Regions from separate parts of the Mus musculus genome. Here region 2 is linked to region 1. The links are chromatin loops, found by intact Hi-C in ENCODE. Cell type or tissue: gastrocnemius. All regions are shown on one strand. Each heading gives the region's core, and the rest is flanking DNA. Links, peaks and the distances in the headings are about the cores only. Region 1 holds the start of Gm5079 (predicted gene 5079). Region 2 has its middle 27 kb from the start of Bend3.

The links. A loop is a pair of places that touch in the nucleus more often than their neighbours do. Peaks named below come from ENCODE experiments on the same cell type or tissue, not always from the same donor. Only the 100,000 strongest peaks of a DNase experiment are listed, where the experiment ranks them.
Region 2: a loop joins it to region 1, with 2.5 times the contacts of the local background. A loop is called at or near these places in 2 of 42 quality-filtered maps.

What each region holds. Positions count from the first base shown.
Region 1 is chr10:42,985,867-42,994,193 of GRCm38, forward strand. It overlaps Gm5079 (predicted gene 5079), which reads right to left and starts at 5,296. Exons shown (of 3, transcript NR_153349.1): 1 at 4,995-5,296. LOC115485727 (a long non-coding RNA gene) reads right to left here and starts at 220. Exons shown (of 3, transcript XR_003948865.1): 1 at 1-220. In gastrocnemius, for the core only: CTCF peaks have their summits at 1,838 (motif pointing left), 2,037 (motif pointing right) and 4,244 (motif pointing left); DNase peaks (open chromatin) are centred at 1,904, 4,237 and 7,382; H3K4me3 peaks cover 1,090 bases; H3K27ac peaks cover 5,724 bases.
Region 2 is chr10:43,447,588-43,455,914 of GRCm38, forward strand. It overlaps a transcript of Pdss2 not described here. Among named protein-coding and RNA genes, the nearest start is that of Bend3, 27 kb to the right of the region's middle. In gastrocnemius, for the core only: a CTCF peak has its summit at 4,984 (motif pointing left); a DNase peak (open chromatin) is centred at 4,986; H3K4me3 peaks cover 699 bases; H3K27ac peaks cover 1,181 bases.

The DNA.
Region 1 (8,327 bases), core at 81-8,080:
AGGAAAGAAGAGAAAAAGAAACAAGTTTACTGGGATCAAAAAGAGAAAGCCCAAAGCGGTTGTCACTTATGTTATCTCTAGAAATAATAGTTTGAGAAATTGGCATTATTAAGAGGGGCATAGTGGCATAAACCGTTAGCCCTAGCACTCTGGAGGCAGAGGCAGGCTGATCTGTAAGTTTGAGGCCAGCCTGATCTACAAAGCAGGTTCCAGGACAGCCAGGGTTACACAGAAAAACCCTGACTTGAAAAAAAAAAAAAAAAAAAAAAGAGAGAAGAAAAAAGAATTTAGCATTATTTAATATGATAGTAGAAAAACTATTAAAATTAATTTTTAGTTAATACTTATCAAAACACTCATAAGACACACATGAATATTTGCTTGCATGCCTGTAATAACAATAAAAGGGCAGGAACCACAACCTCGATTGCACTTTCCATTTTAAAACTATATTTTATTTCTAAGTCAACTGAAGTTTTCCTCGTTCTTAATAGAAAAACTCAAAATTTGGTACAGAAAATTCTAAAGAAAATTTGGATAAATAGGAAAGTACACACTGTTCATGGCTGGGAAAGCCACGCCCTGAATGTATCAGTTTTCCAGGAGTTACTATGTAACTTGGTGGCTGTTCCTTCACAATCCCATTCAACTTTATTGTGGGCCTTTCCTTCTCCCGCCATGGGAAACAGCACACAGTTGAAACAGCCTGGCCTGGGATCTGGGTCCCAGCACGGCAGGGGATGAGCAGGTTAAGTCTACAGTTTGGGCTTTGACAGGGCTGGGCTTTGATATCAGCAGGGCTCAATGGTTTTAACTGAGCTGCAAAGGAGAAATTAGGCCTTGCTGATTCTCTTGCTCCAGAACCAAAGCCTCTTCCTGCCTGGCTGCGCTCTGGCCAGCGCGGACATCATAAATAACGCCCGCACCAGTGGAAAAAAATGCCTCCATTCAGTTCCGTGAGTCTTTAACTCAGTTTTCTCCATCACCCCAGCACTGGGGATAGAGTCCCGAGGAAAATGTAACTCTCTGAAATGAATGTGCATCTCATGCTCTTACAATATGGAAAAGCGGGCTCACTGAAACTCACGGGCGAGCAAGCACTCGCGGCCGGCTTCCCCCTGGACACGAGGTATGGAAAGACATCCAGGGAGAGGCTAGCTGGAAGATGATGCTGTCAGGGCTGGAGTAGCTGCTTATGGCTGGCCACTCACACCTAGAGAAGCCACATTTCCTGAGCAAGGTCAGCCAGCTTCTCCATGATTTGAAGTCTACAGGAAGCTCCATGCGTGACACAGCTCAGTTAAGGAGACAATTCCCTCATACTGCATCCGTGGCCCACAATGCCTCCTTAATATGCAAACTGTTTTATGTTTTTTGAACCATAGTACCCTGTGATTACTACAGCTTAAAAAGGTGGGGATTATGTTATTTGGTAGGCAGGAAGCAGAGCCACATAACTAGTAAGCACAGAAGCCCAAATTCAATGACATTAAAAATGAAATCTGTCCTGACCTATCCAGTCTTTGAGCAAACCCCATGTCCATACTTTCCTGGCAGTTCTGCCCTAAGCCCCTGCCTGCTCTGACCCCTTCAAGCTGAAGTCCAGACATCGTCAGGATGTCAGGCAGAGGCAATTATCTTAACGAAGACACAGGCAGGATCTTCCTATAACTTAATTAAATCACCACACCCCCAATAATGAGAAGAGGAGTCTCCCCAAACCAGGAATTTCAAGGTCAGACAGTGACCCCTCTCCATACACCCGAAGGTCCATGCATTGTGCTACCTTCTGGTCAGCCCACTGCTGACATCTTGTGGTGGAGAAACAGAGCCCTGTTCATTTCCTAGTTCATATCAAGCCAAGGGGCCAAACTGTTGGGAAACTGCCAGATACACCCTACCCCCAGCCCCTTCCAAGATCCCCTTGCAAAACCTGCAGCTGAATCCACAGTGCTAAGATTGTTGACAGCTGGTGACCCCACCCCAAATTCCTGTGGGCTTTGCTGAATTTCCTCTGGACTGGAGTTACCCAGCTCCTGCCAAGCCAGGGCAGCAGTCACACGCCCTCTAGGTGGCACCTGTTGTCCGAAGGAGGCGCTCACACATACAGCCCTCTCCAAAGAATGGACATCGGAAATAAGGATTTACCCTATACAAGTCGGCCTGAGCTAGACACTTCAGTGGTCGGTCTACTTGGGGACACTGTTTCTGCAGCCATGGGAAGTGAGTGGGCTAGAGAAGGAGGTCATAGGTCATGTGGCAAGTGGCCTTCGGTAAATGCTATTAAGGTAAATGACACTTTAAAGGCAGAAGTCACCAAGGGACTTGTTTGGTGGCAGCAAAGTAGCACTTGCAATTCTGAGGAGGCCCCCTAGTCAGAGGAAAGGGGCACCTGCTGTCTGAATAGAGGGTTCTGCTCAGCTCAGGCATCTGACGGCGGTGCCTTGCGGTTTTAAAATCTGGCGGGCAAGAATTTCAGCTCAAGGTACCTTTAATATTATTCTGAGTGGGGATCCCCAGCATGGCTGTGACTAATTAATTAACCTTGTAAGAATTCGGGGTGGGTCTATTGGAAAGCATCATTAGAGCCAGGGGTTCAGAAGCACGTTCCCACCCAGCAAATAAAATGTTCTAGATTTCTTACAGTGTGGACTGCAAACATTCTTATATCGTGAGCACATGGTCTTATTAAAGGGTGCAGAGTATTGTTGGTGGTCTGAGGCAAGGAGATGTGTACTTCCACCCGTTTGAACAATCACAAAACAAAGTGGCAAAGGGTCTAACTGGAACCTGTTGTGTAGTTCTCTCCGATCACGGACAGAGATCTTTGCTCCGAAGGAGCCTGAAGCTCTGCTTACAATGGATACAAAATAAACGGAAACGAGGGTAACGAGGATGGTGGAACCTTGCGCACCTCGTGAGCAGCACGTGACCAAGCCTTGGTCCCAGGGAAGGCGGAGCCCCGCCCTTACAGCCCAGCCAGCTCTGTAAGAGGAGAAGGCTACTCTGAGGACTAGCCTGCGGTTTTCATTTGATCCAAAAATGGATCCAAAGCTCTGGTAATCTCATCCTGTCCTTCCAAAGAAGTAAGAGGTCAGGTCCTCAGACAGGGAACGCCCAAGGGGTTCCTGGGCACGCACCACAGCAGGCCCGCAGGGAGGGCTCTGGAAGCCACAGGGCAGGGAGTACCCACAAAAGCTGACCCAGAGTTTGTGTCAGAAAATTACTTTCTTAATAACAGACTTTTAAAAACAAACATAATTTTCCTTCTTATTTCTGTCTCTTTTTCCTTTCCATTTTCTTGAAGCTGTTTCTTTGTTTCGCCTTTTGTTGGTTAGAGCTTACTGAGATAAGTCCCGCTTTGTATATAGCTCAGACTGGCATCATCGTGAGTTCCAGAACAGCGAGGTCTATGTAGAGAGAGATCTTGTCAGAAATAAATAAATTGAATAAGTAGCTAGGTGGGGTGGTGTTCTGTGAGTTAAAGGCCAGCCTGGCTTACATACTGAATTCCAGGACAGTCAGAGCTATGTAATAGAGAGACCCCTTCTTAGAAACAAAAGAAAACAACAACAACTGAGTTGATACACAAAGCCAGGTGCCCTGGTCTGTGATCCCAGCCCTAGAGAGGCTAGAACGGGGGCCTCTAAGCATGTCTCAGCCTGGGCTATACAAGAAGACTCTGTCTCAAAACAAGAGCAATAGAATTTAAATAATTATATGAAAAAAGAAAAGTAGGGGCCAGCGAGATTGGCTGAGCAGGTAAAGGCACTTGTCGCATAAGCCTGGTGACCAGAGTTCAATTCCTACAATCCACATAAAGGTGGAAGGAGCTGACTCATCAAAGGTGACCTCTGGCTTTTACACATACACTCTGACTTGTGTGCATGTGTTCACGCACTCCTAAATAAAAGAAAAAAAATAAAGTCATACACACATATTATATTTCAATTATTTTCCTACATTGCATTAGCATCTATGGTCTTTTATTATATCTGAATATGACATAATGGCATGTCACTGCACAATGTCCTCAGACAGCCTGAAATCCAACATGGTAGATACTCATCATGGCTAAAGTGCCGGGAATTTTAATATGATTAAACTTAGAAGTGTATCGCGTCTGGACTAGATGGTACAGCTATTCAGAGCATGAGGAGGATCCAGGTTTGAATTCTTAGAACCCTGTGGTGCCTCTCAACCCTCTGTAACCCAAGTCCAGGGTATCTGGTGCCCTCTTCTGGCTGCTGTAGGTACTGCATGTATGCAGTACAAAGACACATATGTAAGGAAACTGCCTCTTACATAAACTGAAAAGTGCATCCTATCTGTGTTGGTGTATTGTGACTAGCCCAGATGTTTCAGGAACTACTCTGCTAGCATTTGGAAATCATCGCCTGATTTAGAAGTCACTCGTGCCGTTGATGAATGTGCCAAGTTTCAACCTGCGCATTCAAGGTTTCCTTTTAACCCATACATTAACGTTTAAGGAGGCATTACTCAACATTTATGTCTGAGCCATACTCCATCACCGTTTGCAGCCAGGCACAGTTCCAAGAGCTCAGCAAAAATCAACAAGTTGCTTCAGGGAGAGCTGAATGGGCTCTGTGAAATTTAGAACAAAGAATGTTGGTATTTTATTATTATTTCTAAAAGCAAGCGCTATACATCCTGTATTATGGCAGTGTTTATAATACACACATGTGCACATGTCTATGTGTTTTGCCCCACAGAGGCCACAGTTGAGCATTTCCTTTTATCTGACTATAAACATTTAACATTATATTATTCGACATTATGTCAGAACCACATTCTTTCTCCCGCATTGTTTGCCAGGCACCCCTACATCCATGGAACACAGCTCATACCCACCAAAGCAGCAAATACTATGGTTGTTTAAATTGCCAAGAGGGGTGGGTGAAAGGAGCAAAGAATTGAGGGCCCGTGACACTGCCAGTCACATTTTATCTGCTACTGCTAAATGGTGAGTTTACCTGGTGTCAGCAGCGAGGGCACTGGGCGGTGTGAACAGTCCAGGAGGGCTTTCTGACTCTCAGATGTCATCGCATGTACACATAAGTAAGGAACCATCTTGAATGAAGGACGGCACCACAAGAGGATTTGACAATGGGAATGCACCCACCTAGGGACGTTTGCAATGTCATCTATGAGACGGAAGGTGGATCTGAAATGCTGGTATATTTTTTGATGGAGGTTGCTCGGCATGTAGGCAGCCAGGCAGAAAGGAGAAGACTCACCCAGAAAGGATGTCTTCCTAGCCAGGCCTCTTTGAGATGGCGCGACACCGTTCTGCCTGTTGCCATGGCAGTGAATACGATGCTGTAATGATGCTCCTTACTACTGCTGCCCTGAGGTCCCCAGCTCATGCCCCGCTCCTCTGCATCCAGCTTCTGCTACTCCATGAAGCAGCTCCAGCCCTGAATTCTCCCAGGAGGCAGGACACAGCTCTCCCACTGGCTTCATCACCCAAGTGGAGGCTGCAGCGTGCTGACCCACACATAATAGGAACCACTTCAGCGCTGAGAGCTCCTTGGTAGCCTCCTCGGTGTTGGGTAGAAAATGGTTAATCAGGGAGGGTCCTGAGCTCCCACATCTGATTAATTACACGGCACAGGAAGCATAGGGCTCGACTCTGCTCCATGGGGAAATCCATTTTCAATTCTGACCTCAATATGGAAGTTAGTCTTCTGGCCAAAAGCAGGGTACAACCTCCCAACCCTTGAAGCACAGCAAAATCCAGAGCCATGGGCAGAGCATCGCCTGGGACAGCGCAGGTATCCTGAGGGAGGATGTGTGTCTAAGAGGTGCCGGGAGGTGGCCCTATGCAGATCCCCACTGGGAAGCAGAGGACGAGCAGGAATGAGAGCCTGATGCCTGGTGGGGAGCAGGACTAGTGGACCCAGAGAAGGACAGCAGACACTGGGAGAGTCCAAGCCAGGCACGGCGGCGCAGCCTGCTAGTCGAAACTATCTAGGAAGCTGAGGGAGGGTGGCAGGTTCAAAGCTTGCCTGGACCACGTAGTAAAACTGTATCACAAAAATAAAATAAAATAACTCAAATTAAAAGAAGAAAGGGGTTACAAATCTGTGGTAGAGCATTTGTCTGCTGTGCATGATCTCCAGGCTCAGGGGGATAACAACCTTGGGGGGTTCAGGCATACCAGCCCACACCACCAGCAGTGTCACCAGCAAGGAGCATGGGGACAGAAGGTGCCTGGGAATAGTCCAGTGGGCTTTTGTTTTTCATTATAGTCTGTATTTTTATTTTGAGATGCTATTCTTTTAAGCCACACACATGGGGATTTTTTATTCAATTTTTCTTTTTTCTTTCTCCTTTTCTTTTCTTGAGTTCCAATTTGAAAAGCCCTACTGGAAATAGTTGTAGATTGATAACTGGACCAGAAAGACCCTGAAATCATTATGGTTAGACTTGGAATTCCATACTTACGGTGAGCAGCCCCTTCCCTTCCTATGCTATAGGGTGAGATCTTCGAAATATGTTTCCACCTAAGTGTGAGACACACGTTCACGTGTTCTTTTCTGACCCAACTAGGAAGCCCCAAGGCATTCACATCTAAGAGTACCCATGTAGGTTACAATGGTGATGGCGAGCTGAAGATGCAATGGTGACCTGAGGACGGGAGGCCATCGGCAGAGCAGCCACTCTTAAGGGGTTACCATGGAGACATGGAGACAAGATGCTGTTACTGGGAGGATGTCTGAAGCAGAAACAAAGAGATAGAGAGATACCTCCCCCCAAGCCTCTCATTGACTGAGCTCAAGTCACCTGGCCACACAGTGGGGGGAAAGATGAGCGACAGAGCCAAGGACGCACAGTTCCAGAGCCATCACGCTCTTGACTGATCCCAGAAGTAACCTCAGTGATAGTTATTAGAATCTGCCTATCCCTGATGGAGAATTAGAGCCTTGAAGACGTGACAGACCTCCAGAGCCAACGACACAGCGGTAATTGGTGGAGCTAAGACACGAGAACTAGCCTTTCCATCGGTCCACCTTGCTCTGTCTGTTCTCCTGCCTTGGCCTCGCCATGCTATAGAGTTCAGGGACTTCTAAGGAGACAACATGGCACTTCAAAGCTGGTTCGATGGTAGGGCTTTCTCAACCCACTGTTCCTTCCCATGCCAGGAACCAGTCAGGGTGCCACATGGTGTTCTGGCACCAGGGGCTGTCATTATAGGCCTGGACCATCAGTCAGGGAGGTGGGCTTGTGGAAGGCCTACCCCAACCTCCCTGAGCCTACATTAGAGGCCTCTGCATGCTCTTCAGAAGGACAGAGCAATGGGCCAGAATGTGGGCTATGCCAGCTCATTATCTGGGTTTCCTTCTGCTCTCTGGTAGGCCCAGCCTTGCTGGACAGCCTGCATTCTGTGTTCTGGTATCAAATGGCCCAATTCCTCCTCTCAGTGGGACTGGCATTCAGTTGATTCTCAGGCTTCCATTTGGCTCATAAAACACAAACATCTGCTGGGGTTCTGGTTGGCCTGCAGAAGGCTTCAGAGCCGAGAGGGATGGAGAAGAGGTTAGGAGAGGCAGAGAGGCAGGAGAGTTAATTAGACACTGAGGGGTGGGGGAGCCTTAGTGGAGCCAGGGCGCTGGGTAGCTCAACCCCTGCCACCCAGTTCCTAGGCAGAAGAAGAGGAACTTTCATGGGTTACACTGGAACCTGCCTGCGTCGCTCAGCTGCCTCCCAACTGTTCTTTTTCTCACCAGTTGGCTATTATTTTCTAACGAGTTTTGATAATTACTTTATCAATCAAGAAAGATTAAACAAAAGCCTAAAAATACAGCTGAGTGAGTTGCTGGAGCCAACCCATCTCCAATACTCCGGTTTGGGGGATCTTTATTATAGATGATTGTAAGCAAAACGGTCCACTCCTCTCTCACAGCCAGTTCAGTAGTGTACAGCAGTCCAGCAATCCATTCTATCCACCTTGCCCTTGGTAAGAGTCAAGGGACTCCTGGAAGGTTAGGCTGGGTCAGCTATGCAAAAATACCTCCCTGTCCAGCCTCCTTATTAGAAGGACTCTCCATCTTTGCTTTGCTTACGTAATCAACAAATTACTGGGTCAAGAGTTGAGAGAACACAGCATCACGTGCTTCCCTCAGAACACAGGAATACAGGGAGAATTTGTTCTATTGGAACGGTTTAGGAAGAAAAAGTGCCCATTACTGAATGATAGCTCGCAGTTCAGAAGCCAAATGTTGTCTAGTTATGGCCTCTGAGTGACTGGACAGAAACCGGCTCGTTAACCTCTTCGAATGTGTCACAGAGGGGTCCCAGACCAC
Region 2 (8,327 bases), core at 83-8,082, 460 kb after region 1:
GGCCACTCTTCCTAATGCCATAGTCTGTAAGCATTCAAATATATGAGCCTATGCCTGCCATTCTTATTCAAGACACCGCAAGAGGTAACAACTTTACATGAGAGATTTGGAGTGCCTACAGGGCTAGGGGCCATACCTTCCCTGCCTGTTTTGTATCTTAATCCCACCCTGATTCTGACTCCGGACTTAGGGGAGCCCCTCAATCTCTCTGTCCCTCTTCCCAGTGTGGTCCCGTGGACTAAATCTCACTTCTCTGCTTTTCACTGTTGACTTGGGTGCTTTAACTGGATTGTTGAGGGTGGGTGGATGAACCTGACTTATTGGGGCACAGCCTGTGACCCCTAAATCCCATAGCATTTCCTCTTACTTCGTTATAGAGACTGAGAAAGAAGTACACATTGAGATCCTGTCCCCAAAAGCTGAAGGAGCAGAGAAGGCAAGAAATGGAAACAGGGCTGGAGAGATGGCTCAGTGGTTAAGGACACTGGCTACTCTTCCAGAGGTCCTGAGTTCAATTCCTAGCAACCACATGGCAGCTCACAACCATCTGTAACTCCAAGCTCTGACACCTTGACACAGACAAAGCCCAGGCAAAACACCAGTGCACATAAAATGAATTTTTGTTTTTTTGGTTTTGGTTTTGGTTTGGTTTGGTTTTTGGTTTTGGTTTTCGAGACAGAGTTTCTCTGTATAGCCCTGACTGTCTTGGAACTCACTCTGTAGACCAGGCTGCCCTCGAACTCAGAAATCTGCTTGCCTCTGCCTCTCAAGCGCTGGGATTAAAGGCATATGGCACCACTGCCCAGCTGAATGTTATTTTTTTTGTTTTGAGACAGGGTTTCTCTGTGTAGCCCTGGCTGTCCTGGAACTCAATCTGTAGACCAGGCTGGCCTCGAACTCAGAAACCCACCTGCCTCTGTCTCCCAAGTGCTGGGATCAAAGGCGTGTGCCACCACTGCCCGGCGGTGAATGTTATTTTTTTAAAAAAGAAAAGGAATGAAGACAGCCATGCTGACTAGTAACTAGCTGCTAAATAGCTGTTTCTCAATAATACAAAGGCTCAAGTTCGATAAATGCTGTTAGAAGGAATGGGTTTTCCATTTTTCTTTTTTTCCTTCTGAACAGAGTCGCTCGCTATAGAATCCAGTATGGCCTCAAACTCAGTTGTTCCGTCTCAGACTCCTAAGTATCTGTTATCACAGGTGGATAACACACTCAGATCTCAGGAAATACACTTTGTACTGACCATCAGGAAGCAATGACTCACTACTGAGTAGAGCATAAGTACAATGAGGCTGGGAAGTGGCCCATCAGGTAGGAGGGTTTAGACACTGTGAATAGCATGAAGACCTGAGTTTGAGTCCCCAGCACCTACTTAAAAAGCCAGGCTTGGTCACACCTGCCTGAATCCCCAGCTCTGGGGGTAGGGCTGGGTAGACAGAGATAAGAGGATTCCTGGACTCTTTATCACCAACCTACCTCCAGATTCAGAAAAGAACCAGCTTAAAACAGTAAGATAGGGGCTAGAGAGATGGCTCAGCAGTTAAGAGCATCTTCCAGAGGTCCTGAGTTCAAGTCCCAGCAACCACATGGTGGCTCACAACCATCTTTAATGGGATCCGATGCCCTCTTCTGGTGTGTCTGAAGACAGCGACAGTGTACTCACACGCATAAAATAAATAAATATTTAAAACAACAACAACAACCACCCAGTAAGATAAAGAATGCTGGAGCAGAATACATGGCCTTGACTGGGTTTCTGTGGTGCTAAGGATCGAGGTCAGGGCTCCCTGCATGCTAGACCAGCAAGCACTCTACCCTTAAAAGATGACTTTATACAACATGTGAGCCCCATAGGTGTGGTACATGCCCGCAACCCTAGCCTTCAGTAAGCGAAAGTCAGAACACTAGAAGCTCACCCCAGTGGCATACCTTCTCCAAGAAGGCCACACCTCCCAATCCTTTCTAAACTGTTTCACCAACTGAGGGCCAAGTATTCAAACCATGGGCCTATGCAGCGATTCTCATTCCAACCAGCACACTACCTAGCAAGGCCGGTCTGCGTTACATGAGGTACTCTCCAAATTTAAAAAAAAAAAAAAAAAAAAAAAAGTATTTCCTTTTTATTTTTCTTGCTAGGCATGGGGACTTCCATCTTTAATGCCAGCAGAAGCAGGTGGATTTCGGAGTTGAGGCCAGTCTGATCTACAGAGAAAGTTCCAGGACAGCTATGGCTGCACAAGTGAGCTCTGTCCGTAAAGAAAAATGTAAAACATGGAAGGAAACCATAGGGACAAAGAAGGGCATCATCATATGCTGTTTGGTTTCCTTTGCTTGTTTTGAGACACGGTTCAATGTGTAGACCTGGCTTGCCTGGACCTTGCTCCGTAAGCCAGGCTGGACTCATACTCCTAGAGATCCACTGGCCTCAAGGATTAAGGCAGGTGACGCCATGCAGGGTGCCATCATATGCTGTTATCGTTCCAGAGAACAACAAGGAGCAAGATGAGGGAATCATCGAAATACCTCGCTGGGCAGTGGTGGCGCAAGCCTCTAATTCCAGTGCTTGGGAGGCAGAGAGGCAGAGAGAGAGAGAGAGAGAGGCAGAGAGGCAGAGAGAGAGAGAGAGGCAGAGAGGCAGAGGCAGAGAGGCAGAGAGAGAGGCTGAGAGAGAGAGGCAGAGAGGCAGAGGCAGAGAGGCAGAGAGAGAGGCTGAGAGAGAGAGAGAGAGAGAGAGAGAGAGAGAGAGAGGCAGAGAGGCAGAGACAGACAGACAGAGAGAGAGAGTGAGAGAGAGAGAGACAGAGAGAGAGAGAGAGACAGAGAGAGAGAGACAGAGAGACAGAGAGAGAGAGAGAGAGAGAGAGAGAGAGAGAGAGAGAGAGAGAGAGACAGAGAGACAGAGAGAGAGAGAGAGAGAGAGAGAGGCAGAGAGAGAGAGAGAGAGAGAGGCAGAGAGGCAGAGGCAGAGAGGCAGAGAGAGAGGCTGAGAGAGAGAGAGAGAGAGAGGCAGAGAGGCAGAGAGAGAGAGAGAGAGAGGCAGAGAGGCAGAGAGAGAGAGAGGCAGAGAGGCAGAGGCAGAGAGGCAGAGAGAGAGGCTGAGAGAGAGAGAGAGAGAGAGAGAGAGAGAGAGGCAGAGAGGCAGAGAGAGAGAGAGAGGCAGAGAGGCAGAGAGAGAGAGAGGCAGAGAGGCAGAGAGAGAGAGAGAGAGAGAGAGAGAGAGAGGCAGAGAGAGAGAGGCAGAGAGGCAGAGAGGCAGAGAGAGAGGCAGAGAGGCTGAGAGAGAGAGAGAGAGAGAGAGAGAGGCAGAGAGAGAGAGAGAGGCAGAGGCAGAGGCAGGTGGATCTGAGTTTGAGGCCAACCTCTTTCTACAGGGTTAGTTCCAAGATAGCCAGGGCTATGCCTCAAAAAACAAACAATGAAGATTTGTGTGCTTCTAACCATACAGCCTCAAAAATCACAATCCCTTCCCCCACAGGCACAGAGACACACACGTGGAACAAACTGTAGGGAGAAACAGATACTAACATGTACATTTCAAAAACTGATCAAGTAAATGTGGTAGCTCATGCCTGTAACCACAATACTGGGGAGACTGAGGCATGAAGGATCATGAATTCAAGGCTAGCTGGAGCTTCATTAGAACACCGCCCCCCCCACCCCCATGCAAGAATAGATAAAGCTTGAAGGCATAACCCTTTAATCTAATCACTTGAAAGACAGAGGTAGGTGGATTTCTATGCATTCAAGGACAGCCTTGTTTTGAGACCCTGTCCAAAAAAGAAAGAGAAAAGGAGAAGGAGAGGGAGAAGAAGAAGAAGAAGAAGAAGAAGAAGAAGAAGAAGAAGAAGAAGAAGAAGAAGAAGAAGAAGAAGAAGAAGAAGAGGTGGAGGAGGAGGAGGAGGAGGAGGAGAGAGGAGGAGGAGAGAGGAGGGGGGAGGAGGAGGGGGGAGGAAGGGGAAAGGAATGGGAGGGGAAAAGAGGGGAGGAAGAAGAAAGGAGGAGGAAGAAGAAAGTGAGGAAGAAAGAAAAGAAAGAAAAAGAAAGAGGAAGGAAGGAAGGAAGGAAGGAGAGGACTCTAAAAGCTGAGGAAATGGCTCGGTCTGTAAAGCATTTGCTGTGTAAGCATGAGGAACTGAATTTGAGTCCCCAGAACCAATGTAAAATCAATCAATCAATCCATCAATCCAGGGCCAGGTGCACAGGTGCACTGTAATCTCAGAACTGAGAAAATCCCATCAGCAGGACCCCAGGGGCCAGCCGGGCTGGTCAAATTGTGGATCTCTTAAATTCAGTGAGAAACTGTCTCAAAAACAGCGGGGTGCCAGGGTGGGGGTGGGAGGTGGCAGAATGTCTCAGGGGGGGTAAAAGCTTGTACCACAAGACCCTGGAGACCTGTGCTCTGTCCCCAAACCCATGGAGAAGTGAGATAACCATGTTCCTGAGGTTACCATCCGTCTCCCACAGATGTACCATGGCACACTGGGGACCCTCCCATCACACACTTATAATATACACCCCCCAAGGTAGAGGAACTGATATTCATGAAATGCCCATATTAAAACTTTAGAAACAACGAATAAGCTCATGGGATGAGCTGTGTCTGCATGTCTCCACACCCTACGAATTGTCTGCCAATCAGCAATAGTTAACTTACAGGCGGAACTGTTTAACTTACAAAGATGACTTTCGCTTTGTTCTATTGATACCTTATGCATAAAAGGGATTCAGTGAACTCGTGTGCATAAGATATTTATCACAATGTCTAATTTCATCTCCTTCATCATTTTGTCTAAGAGGCCTCCCCTCAATTCTAGTTATAAATCGATACGGTAAAACCCGACCACAGTCGGCCACGAATCCAGGCGTGTGAACTGTGTTTGTGAAGCTGACAACGGAGTGGCTGGTGGGGGTTCACACAGCTGAGGACTCTGGGAGCCCAGCTAGCCATGTTAAATTCATGCCAGGCCTGGCTACAGTTTGATGCCACCTGGTGGCAGTAGTGGTCCTGTTTGGAATACCATAGAAGATGACTGAATCCAGAGGTCCTACTGTCCCGACTGTCCCAGGTAGCTGTGATTCAGAGGCTCAGCGAGGGGTGTGGGGGAGGGGCGCGTGAGGATCAGAGTTCTCACGCCTGCCCTCTTTTCTTTCAGAAGTCCACATGCATTTCTTCTGCTGTGTGGCTGCAGCTCAGACCCAGAGCTGCTCCTGACCACTAGCATAGCCTTTAATTCCCATCTCCAGTCTTTATTTATCCAGTTCCAACAGAAGCTAAGCAGGGAATGGGAGCAAGTTCTTGTAAATTTTGCATAACTAAAATTACATCTACAGTTATGTGGTTTTTCTTTTTCCATTTCTCTGTGTGTGTGTGAGCACACACGCATATGTTTTATGCAAGTTTGCATATGTGTGGGTGCACACGGACGCCCAAAGCTGATGTCCACAGTCATCTTCAATAACACGTCTTTTTCACTGAGGCAGGCTCTCTCAGTCAAACCCTGAACTCAGAGGTATGGCTGGTCTCATTAGCCAACTTGCTCTGGGAATCCCTTCTGTGTGCCTTCAGAGGCTAGCATGGCAAACGAGCCACCATACTGTCTGGAGTTTCACGTGGTGGGGCTGGTGAATCAAAACTCCAGCCTCAGGCTTACAAGGCAAGCACTTCAACCACTGGGCCATCTCCCCAGTCCTAAGTTACAGTTCATCATTTTTAAAAAAGATGTAGTTACTTTATTTTCGGTGTATGAGTGCTTTGACTGCACATATGCATGTATGTACACCATGTGCATACGTGGTATCCGCAGAGGCCAGAAGAAGTCAGAGCCCCTGGAACTGGAATCACTGTGAGTGACCATCGGAGTTCTAGGACTCAGCCTTGGGTGCTCTGTAAGGATACTGTGATCTTGACCACTGAGCCATCTCTCCAGCACCCAAGTTTGTTTGTTATGAATGTGTATAGTCATGCAGCTTTACTGTGGTTATTTATTTATTTATTCGAGACAGGGTTTCTCTGTGTAGCCCTGGCTGTCCTGGAACTCACTCTGTAGACCAGGCTGGCCTCGAACTCCGAAATCCACCTGCCTCTGCCTCCCAAGTGCTGGGATTAAAGGTGTGTGCCACCAGCTAACAAGACTTTTTATTAAAGAGTTTTTGATTATTCTAAATGTTTAGTTGGATTTTTTTTAAAGTCTTTATTATAAAACCTGGTATGGTGGAACATACCTGTACCTGCTGTAGAGGCAGGAGAATCAGGATTTTAAGGCTTTCATGTCTACATAATGGATTCCAGACTAGTCCAAGCTGCATGAGACCCTGTCTCAAAAACAAACAAACAAACAAACAAAAAACAAAACAAACAAAAGACAGAGAAAGAGGTGAGAGAAAAGGAGAGGGTATGTGAAGATAAAAAGATTCATTCCATCCAGAGGGTAGTAATCTTCTTGCATAAATGTTACCAATCTTTCAAGAGCATCATGAGTTTGAGGCCACCCTAGGGTATGTGCCAACACATTGTCTCAAAATAAAAACAAAATGTCGTGCTCCTTAGATCTTCATGGAGACAAGGCTGTAAAGGGTCAATGGTCAGTTCCTGGATGTCTGTCTTGGCCTCTCACTCTTCCTGGCATCTCCTAGTTCAGACAGGGAGTCTGAGAAACCAACACTTACTGAAAGAGAGCTGCAGAGCCAGAGGTCTGGGACCAGGGTCTCCCTCTCTCTCCCCATCTCTTGTCACAGTCAGTGACTACATTTGTCTTTCAGGAAACAGCCAAGCACCAAGCTGGTTGTCACATGTTGGAAGCTTTGTGGCAAAGGTCAGAAGAAGGCCTGCTTACCAGCATCTTGGCAGGCTTACCTGCTGTCTGTCCTTTCTGCCCTGCCCTCCCCTCCAGCTACTCAAAAGTGTGAATTACAATACTGTATTACCCACTTCTCTGCCTCAGCTGTGGCCCACAGCTTCCCCATCCTTCTCAGGTACAGTCCTGCTCAGCCACCCCCACCCCCACACACACTCCCACCACCCATGCGACCCCCTCCCAAGCCTCTATGCCATCTCCCAGATCCGTTCTGTCTCCTTGCTCACCCCCCACTTGTTTCCTCTGATGTTTCAGGCTTTTCCTCTCTGCTTCCAGGGCTAGCCTCTGACTGAAGATTTAAAATGATCTCTTGCCTACCCATGTCTTCATTCCCTAAAGACTTGCAAGTCTACATGGAGTTAATTTTGAAAGCTTTGTCACATGAAAACTGGCCAGGCCATCAGCCAAAGAGCTCTCCTGCCAGGACAGGCATGCTTAGCCCTATATTTAGGTCCTAAGCGGTCCCACTCACCTCTTTCTATAACTGATAGGAGCCACACTCACTCCCGGTTAGAAGAATTTAAGCATGAGAAAAGCGCATTCACTTAGTGTAGCCTAGACCAGAGACCCTGTGGTAGGTAACTAAAGTCACTTCTTTACCTGCTTTTTGCCAAATACACTCTGTACATTTTACGCAAGTATACTGTTGATTTACTGGGAATAAGAGGGGTCGCATACCTGGGCCACAGAACTCCAATAATCCACATTTACCTGATACTGCCTTCTGAGTAGTCTACATGTGAAAGTTTAAAATTTAGCTGGGTAATGGTGGCACACACCTTTAATCCCAGCATTCAGGAGGCAGAGGCAGGCAAATCTCTGTGTTTTGGAAGTTAGCCATCTCAAAAAATTAACTATTAATTAATTAAAATCGTTGGAAGCGAAGAAGCTAGTCCTTAATTTTTTTTTTCAGATGTAGGAGCTGAAGATATGGCTCCGTACTCAAGAGTGCTTGCTGCTTTTGAAAGAGACAGCTTCAGTTCCCAGCCCCCATGTGGTAGCTCACAACCATCCATTCCGAACTGCAGTTGTAGAGGAGTCTGACACCCACTTCTGACCTCCGTGGGCACCAGGCACCCACTTGGTACACAGACATAATATGCAGGCAAAACTCATACAATAAAATAAATAAGTGTAAAAACCTTTTTATTTTTAATTGTGCTGGGTGTGGTGGCACACACCTTTAATCCCAGCAGTTGGGAGGCAGAGGCAGGCGGATTTCTGAGTTCGAGGCCAGCTTGGTCTACAAAGTGAGTTCCAGGACAGCCAGGGCTATACAGAGAAACCCTGTCTCGAAAATAAATAAATAAATAAATAAAATTTTCTTTGTCCTCTTTTGAAACAGGGTTTCTCTGTGTAGACTGAGTTTCTCTGTCCTAGAACTTGCTCTGAAAACCAGGCTGGCCTCAACCTCAGAGATCCACCTGCCTCTGCCTCCCAAGTGCTGGGAGACGCCACCACCGCCCAGCC